Regions from separate parts of the Mus musculus genome. Here regions 1 and 3 are each linked to region 2. Evidence: chromatin loops called from intact Hi-C (ENCODE). Cell type or tissue: left cerebral cortex. All regions are shown on one strand.

Evidence for each region. Peaks named below come from ENCODE experiments on the same cell type or tissue, not always from the same donor. Only the 100,000 strongest peaks of a DNase experiment are listed, where the experiment ranks them.
Region 1: it touches region 2 in a loop (5-fold over the local background); 19 of 42 quality-filtered maps call a loop at or near these places.
Region 3: it touches region 2 in a loop (5-fold over the local background); 28 of 42 quality-filtered maps call a loop at or near these places.

What each region holds. Positions count from the first base shown.
Region 1 is chr14:21,847,647-21,850,146 of GRCm38, forward strand. It overlaps Comtd1 (catechol-O-methyltransferase domain containing 1), which reads right to left and starts at 1,264. Exons shown (of 7, transcript NM_026965.2): 1 at 1,133-1,264; 2 at 895-1,022; 3 at 564-669; 4 at 356-474; 5 at 227-281; 6 at 1-101. The coding sequence starts at 1,226. It overlaps A430057M04Rik (RIKEN cDNA A430057M04 gene), which reads left to right. Exons shown (of 3, transcript NM_176925.3): 1 at 1-1,433; 2 at 1,988-2,091. The coding sequence starts at 1,225. In left cerebral cortex, a CTCF peak has its summit at 1,398; a DNase peak (open chromatin) is centred at 1,354; H3K4me3 peaks cover 1,393 bases; H3K27ac peaks cover 1,262 bases.
Region 2 is chr14:21,135,936-21,138,435 of GRCm38, forward strand. All of the region lies in intron 3 of Adk (adenosine kinase), which reads left to right. Among named protein-coding and RNA genes, the nearest start is that of Adk, 85 kb to the left of the region's middle. In left cerebral cortex, a CTCF peak has its summit at 1,180 (motif pointing right); a DNase peak (open chromatin) is centred at 1,177.
Region 3 is chr14:21,658,757-21,661,256 of GRCm38, forward strand. It overlaps Kat6b (K(lysine) acetyltransferase 6B), which reads left to right. Exons shown (of 17, transcript NM_017479.3): 13 at 1,987-2,218. Among named protein-coding and RNA genes, the nearest start is that of Dupd1, 55 kb to the right of the region's middle. In left cerebral cortex, a CTCF peak has its summit at 1,095 (motif pointing left); DNase peaks (open chromatin) are centred at 740 and 1,075; H3K4me3 peaks cover 327 bases; H3K27ac peaks cover 584 bases.

The DNA of each region.
Region 1 (2,500 bases), 710 kb after region 2:
GAGCTGCAGACAGCGCTCGTAGTAGGCGGTACAGTTCTCTTTGTCCGCGTCCACCACGGCTATGTCGAAGGTTCCGGCCTCGCCCGCCGCTAGGAGCTCATCTTAACAGGGACAGAGGGCATGTGCCGCTGGCTGAGCTAGGGTCTCAGCGGGCTGCTCAGGGTCGCCAGTTTTGTTCCCCGGGGTTGGACAGTGCTGTCTGGGTCCCTCCCGCACTGGTGCTCACCCAATGTCTGCAGGGCGGGCTGCAGCCGAAGGTCGATCTTCTGCTCCACTTCTGCCTGCGGAAGGAGGCCGGTCAGGCCGGCACGCCCCCGAGCCGGAGCCCGAACGGCCGCAGGTGTGGGGCTCTCACCTGCTTCCACATGGGCCGTCCCAGCTTCGGGGGCTCTGCGTCAACCTCGCAGGTCACCACGCGGCCAGCCTCCGGAAGCGCCAAGGCTAGGGCCAGGGCCGAGTAGCCCGTGAAAGTACCTGTGGAAGGGGACACTGTCAAGCTCAGTTCAGGGTGCAGGGCTGCCCTGTGACCCTGGTTTCCAGAGACCATGGCTGCGTGTTCCTACCCAGATCCAGAGCTTTCTTGGCCTTAATGAGCCGCGCCAGGTTGGCCAGAAGCTGGGCCTGTTCACAGGTCATCATGGAATCCCCCTGCGGCTGCTCCAGGGTCAGCTGTGTGGGGAGAGGGAGGTGCCATTCATACCAGTCACCCCCCCCACCTCCCCCCTGAGGTTTTGAATCATTCAGGGGCTCGGTGGCGGGTGTGGCCTAGAGGGGACAGGTCTCAGGGAACCCGGAAGCCCAGAGAGGGTTTCTGCCTAGCTCAAGGTCACACAGCCACGTGAGGTCCACCACGCTGGAAGTGGGGAGCCGGTTCTCGGTCCCAGTCCTACTGACCAGTCGCAGGCTCCGCAGCGCCGGGTGCTCTCTCATGGAGCGGCTCAGCAGATACTGCCACAGGGGATTGTCCTCAGGTGGCAGCAGGCGCTCTTGCCGCCTGGACCCCCATGGAGGCCACCGTTTCCCTGCCGGGGAGAGGGTGCCGAGTCAGGGCCTGCATTTCTGACCGGGTTCTCCGGCTCTTCTCCGCGCCCTCCTCCCATTCCCCGGACTGCAGCAGCCCAGCCCAGCTCACCCAGCAAGAGACCAGTAGCGAAGGCGGCGCCCAGCGCGGCCGAGCCCAGGGCCAGTGCGGCTGGGATAGATAGCCGAGGGACGGGCTGAGCCATGGTGCAGGTTAGCAGCGGCGGCGGAGGTCACGTGTGCTGGAGTAGCGAGGATGGGACTGGGACCAGTAAGCCGACAGGGCTCCACCTTGTCCGGGCCCTGCCCACAGAGCCGCGTCCTCGGGCACCATCTGGTGACACATGGCCGTATTGCAAGGTCAGGCTGAGAACATCTCGCCACCCGGTGGCTGCATGCGGAACTGCGTCGGGGTATGGAGTCATCTCTGCACCAGGGCTCTTGTGAGCATGGGGAGAGGGGATAAAGTGAGTGTGGCTAATGGAGGAATCCAAAGAGACTCGGGAATGCTTGCTGGAGGGGTGCCCAAGTTAAAGGAACCAAGAACCTGGTTTAGAGTCACCTGGTTTCCAAGACAGTATCCTTAGTGGCTGGGATGCTGGGTGTAGCTTTTTTGTGTGACGGTCCGTCTTTCCGAGTCTGTTTCTTTTCTGTAAAGCAGGTATTACAGCCTTACTACGATAGGCACGGGATTCCTCGCATAGTAGGTGCTCAATAGTGGTACTTGCTGTTATGGTCATTGGCTAGAGAGGGTTCCTTGGGAAGCGGTAGCATCTTGGCAGGCAGCAGCTGAGTTCCCCTTGCAAGGCTATCTGCTAGACCGGTGTTCCCTAGACATTTATTGAATATCTACTATATGCTGAACTCTGGTGGAAGCAAAAGACTGTGGTAGTTTATGACTTGGAAACAACTGGACAGGTACAACTGGAATGCAGTTCAAGTGTTACTGTCCCTCTTTTTTCTACAGTGAAATCCTTTCTAGACTTCGCTCACAGGAGACTCTGCTGACCTGCCCTCAGGGACCTAGCAATTGCTTAAGGCATCACCTGCCCCGCCCCCCACGTACGACAGGTATGTGCCACAGATAAAAAGACCCCCACCCCACTCCAGTCCTTTGGCCCCCTTCCCCCCTCCCCTGGCTTCATTCCCATCTGTCTGTCTACATAGCCACTTGCCAGCCTCTAGTCCTCTTCTCCCAGTAAACCCCCTTTATACCAGAACTGTTGCACAGTGTAATTTCTCAGGGGTGCACCTTGCCTCGGGCCACCAAGAATACTGTCTTGCAGAGTTATATTTCACAACACTCACTGCACACAACACCCGATGGAGTTCCGGTTGAAAACACCCGCACAGTGTGCCTCACACACAGGCTTAGTAGGCTATTGGTGCTGTCTTTAAGAGCTGGAGTCCACAGGGCCTCAGAGGTGGTTGCCCTGGAAGTCTGTTTCTTAACAACACTGGCCAGGCCCGGAGACCCTCC
Region 2 (2,500 bases):
TATAGTAATTGTGTGTGTGTGCATACATGTATACACGCACACTTGCACTGACTCATGCTTGCCCACATATGTACATCTGGAGGCCAGAAATTCATATTTTTAGAGCTTTGTTTTTATTGTTTTTTAATTATGTGTACCTATGGGTATGCCCACTTGAGTGCAGTGGCTTTGGAGGACACTGGTGTCTGACTTGGAGCTTGAGTTACAAACTGTTCAGCCTCACTTGATGAGGGTGCTCACAACTGATGTGGCATCTTTGCTAGAAGAGCAGCAAGCGCTCATAATGCCTGGAATATCTTTCTAGCCCCCAGAGGTTGATATTGTAAAGTTTCATTTAGTGTAGGAGTGCCGAGACTACAGACATCTATGGCATCCAGCTTTTCATGGACTTCCAGGGATGGATCTCAGGTCAGGTCATCAGACTCCTCTGTCACTCAGCCACCTTTCTGGCCCTCCACATTGCATCTTCAAACAGCCTCCCTCACAGAAACAGAGCTCACTGTTTTATGTAGATTGACTGGCCTGCAAGCATGTAGAATCCAACTGCCTCCTTACCGCAGCAGTACCAGACACCTGTGGTTTCTGAGAGCTCACTAGAGCTCACTGATTTAGGTAACCGACGTCTCCTGTCTCCCCCTCACAGGCCTGGGGATCTGAATTCAGGTCGTTGTGCTTACACAGCACCCACTTTACCAGCTGAGCCATCTCCTGATCCTCTGAGCACCAGACCTTTTTTTAAAAGATTGATCTATTTTCCCTTGGAGTATTTTTCACTGAGTATATGTACGTGTACTGCCTGTGTTTAGTCCCCTGCACCCAAGTCAGGCACCTCAAAACTGTCTGTAACTCTTGCACCTGGGACTTCACGCCCTCTTCTGACCTCCAAGAGACCCATGATGACAGACATGCACATAGAAAAATAAAATAAATAAATCTAAACAAAATTTTTAATGGAGAAATCTTAAAAATGAAATAAAGTAGCCCTAACCTCACGGAGCAATTGTTGATAAAGGTATGAATGAAGGCACCCTGGAATGCTACACATAACTAGAACTGAATTAGAATCAAATGCCTTTTGGAAGAATTACTGAAGACAAAGCAACAATGGGAGGAGACTAGCCTGTATTCTTCAGCAAAAGGAATTTGAAGATGGAGTTGTAGTGTCTAGTGCAGGACACTAGGTGGCACCATTAGCTTACACTCCTCTACTGAAGGATGCTGAGTAGTTTCAGTATCTCAAGTGATTTGTCTTTTATTGAGTGTATTTCAAGATAATATTGTAGTTCTTGGGTTTTTTCTCCTTCAGTGATGATTTTGAAAATTTTCAGTGATATTTTTGTTTTAAAACAGTTTGTCTCCCAAATAAACTATATTATAAAAGTCACAATCAGTTCTTTTGTAATTTTTAAATGAAAGACTAAACTATATTTCTATTTAGACTCATTTCAAGCAGATTTTAAAGAGGTTCAGTCATGTAGAATAAACTACTATGCAGACAAACTGGCACATGCCTGTAATCCCAACACTAGGTTATCCACATGTCACCTTATCCCGGGGTAGTGTAGAAGTCCACTTTTTTTCTAATGCCAGGTCAGTATATAATTTCATTCATCCTTTTGAAATACTAAGAATAATCCCCTGGATCTGTCTTTTATTTTAAGATTCCAGATTTGGAATGATTAAATGTTTTAATTTCTGAAGTTGATTTGTACCATTAAATTTTTATGGATGGTGTAGTGTACAAGTGACAAAAGCCACATCTCAAAGCTGTTAAACAAGTGGGCATTTAGTAAAAAGATCCTGGTATGGCATCAGGTAAAGTGTAACTCAGTGGGGTAAATAGTATTAGAGTCATTTCAGCTCTTTTCCTCGGTGTCGGTTCTGTTTGCAAGAGAGGATGGCTACCGTCAGCTGATAGTTCACATTCTTGTTTTTCTGTATTCCTCCTAGTGGCTCCAAATTCAGTGTGGTGATTATATCCTAGTGGGCCTGCTCTGACTGGCCTTGGTCCCAGACCTATCCCCAAAGTCAAAGACGGAGCTTGTGTCTGAAAGTTACTGATCAAAAGTGTTTAGGTGAACTCTGTGGGCAAGTGGCATATGATTGTAACCCTAGCACTGGCTTATTTGAGGCGGAGGATCAGGAGTCTCATGTTCAACCTGCCTCCAGTGTAAAACCTTTTAAATAATAATAAAATAGAGTGTTAGAGTGGTGGAGTCTGCCAGGCAAAGTTGGATATTGTTAGGAAAAAGAAGACTGTTTATGGAGTTGGAGAGATGGCTCAGCAGTTAAGAGCAACTGGCTATTCTTCCATAGCACCTAGGTTTGATTCCCAGCACCCAAATGGTGGCCCATAGCAACCTGTAACTCTAGTTCCAGGATAGCTGACACCCACTTCTGACCGTAGAGGAAAGCAGGGAAGCAAGTGGTACCCAGACATCCATGCAGGTAAAATACCAAACACATTAGAGGGGGGTGAGGAGAATGGTTGGAAAATTCC
Region 3 (2,500 bases), 520 kb after region 2:
GCGCTGCAGTCAAAAGGCCAAGGAATTGTCAGGAGTCAGCCTTTTGACACTGCAGGAGTGGAGGGTACTGAAAGGTTTGTACTCCAGTGCTCCCCAGGGGCTCAGCTTGCTGGCTCGCCTAAATTACCGCATGCTTTTTAGACTCGGGGTACAAGAACAGCTAGGTAAAATTGAAAGGGAGGGTGGGAATGCTTCCCTCTTAGGTCAAAGTGTGGGAACATAGAGACATAATAAAAACCGTGCCTCCAGGGTAAGGTAGTTCTGTGTAGTGGTGAGCGTAGGTGGGAGGGGGAACTGCTTGTAGGCCAAATTTCTGCCTTCAACAGTGGGATTCACATGAATCAGTGAGGGCCTGGGGACTTCCATAGTTAGTCACTGCAGGGAACTTTTAATTGTGGGATCTTGTGGACAAAGGGAACAGTTATCATCCATGGTTCTATACCTGCGCCTCACCCCCCCACCCCCGGCAGAAGTACAGAGCTGGGGCTCCCAGCTGACTAAGTAAATTTCTCAGGCTATGCCAAGCACTTAGGGAGCAGGTGACGGGATACGCCAGTTTTCTGTGCTGAGGTTTGGGCTTCCTCCACTGCTCTGGCAACGCAGCACTCTCCATGTTGACAGGACACGATATGGGCTGGCTGCAGCACAGCAGCTGTCCACGTTAGCATTCCTGACACCGCTGTTGAAAACCTCAGTGTGGCAGAGCGGCACGCGCCGACAGTGGCTTGGCTGTTAAAGTCTGGTGTTTGTTTGCATTCAATACTTAAACAGGACGAGAGGAGTTAAACCAAAAATCTTAGGCAAAACACGATGCTTATTTTATTTCTATTCTGTATGATGACATTCAAATAAAAGCTGTCAAGATGCAGCATGCTGTTGAGGTAGAGTGTCTTTTTCTAGATTTCTGCATTATTTGCAAGTGGTTTTGAGAAACAGGAAGAAAATGGATCCAAGGCATTGATTTCTCTTTGTAACAACAACAGAAAAACTAAAACAGAAAATTCTTGCAAGTGCAGCCATTTTGGAACTGTAGATGAAGGGGAGGAACGCTGATGTCTGGGTTGGTGTAGAGTGGCCTGGTTTGGTGAGTGCTGCCACCTACTGTCTGTGCTGATGTTTGTTTACACGCAGGAGGTTCACGGAGGTGAACCTCAGGGAGGTGAGGCTGTTGAAACAATTAGAGCAAAGAAGCCATCACTACTTGACAGTCAATTCTTCTCTCCTCCATTACTGCCTCTTAATTACCGAGACAGCCACCAGCTTCCGTTCATTTCCTCTAAGTGGGCTTAAAGTCTTCTCATTTCAGAGTTTCTTTGCCAGAAAAGCTGTGCGGTTCGAGCTTCATGTGCTCGTGTATTTTATTTGTAATTGTAGGAGCCACATTCTCAGGTTGGCTTAGTTTTTATGAGAAGGGTAAAAATAGAGCTAGCATCGTAGATTTGCGTTTGCCACCATAGGCGTGAAAGCCAGTGTTTTATTAATACTAAAACAGCTTCAAATCAGCCGCTGGTTAAACGGAACAGGCAGTGCAGGCTGTGTCAGCCGAAGCCCCTTCACTAAGCCCCAGCTGTCAAAGGGTCATCGGGTCCTCTGTGGAAAACAACCTGCCCATTAATGTCGGGGTGGTCCCTCCCCAGGATCCGAGAGATCCTGACATTGAGTATCCGAGAGAATTTCAGGCTTGCAGGGGATTTATGTGTGGAGATTCCCCAGAAGTCTCTTTAGTCTTAGCTTTCAACCTCCGTGACACACAACACCATGTATGTTAGCTGCCACCAGCTGTGTGAATTCGCTTACAGTGTCACCACAAAAGTTGACAAGCAGAAATTTGACGAGGTGACATCACTGTAATTGAGAGAGGTGACGAGCTTGACAGGACACACTTGACCTGTGTGATGCTTTTACCTTGTGGCTGATGACATTGTTCCTAGTCCTGGCCCTAGCTCTGACAACCAAGCTGAGTGCAGTTTTGCTTTTCCTGCCTAGGCTATTTGCTTTCTCGAAGAGAAGGCCAAGCAGGGTCTCCCGAAAAGCCGCTCTCTGACCTGGGCCGGCTCTCCTACCTGGCCTACTGGAAAAGTGTCATCTTGGAATACCTCTACCGCCACCACGAGAGGCACATCAGCATCAAGGCCATTAGCAGAGCCACAGGCATGTGCCCACATGACATCGCCACCACTCTGCAGCACCTCCACATGATTGACAGGAGGGATGGCAGGTGAGTGCCCTGCTTTCTGCTTTCTTGATCCACAGCAGGATCAAGCCTGTTGTTGTTGCTTTTGCTGGTTTTCCATTTTCATAACCTGGGTCAAAGGAATCTGGATTGGCCAGGGACTTTGTTCTTTTAAAACAGTAGCCCAGGTAACCTTCAAACTCATGCGATCCTCCTGCCTCAGTTCTGGATTACAGGTATGCACCAGCATGTCCACCATTTAATCTTGAGTTGGTTTGGTTTGGTTTGGTTTGGTTTGGTTTGGTTTTCTAGACAGGGCCTCACTGT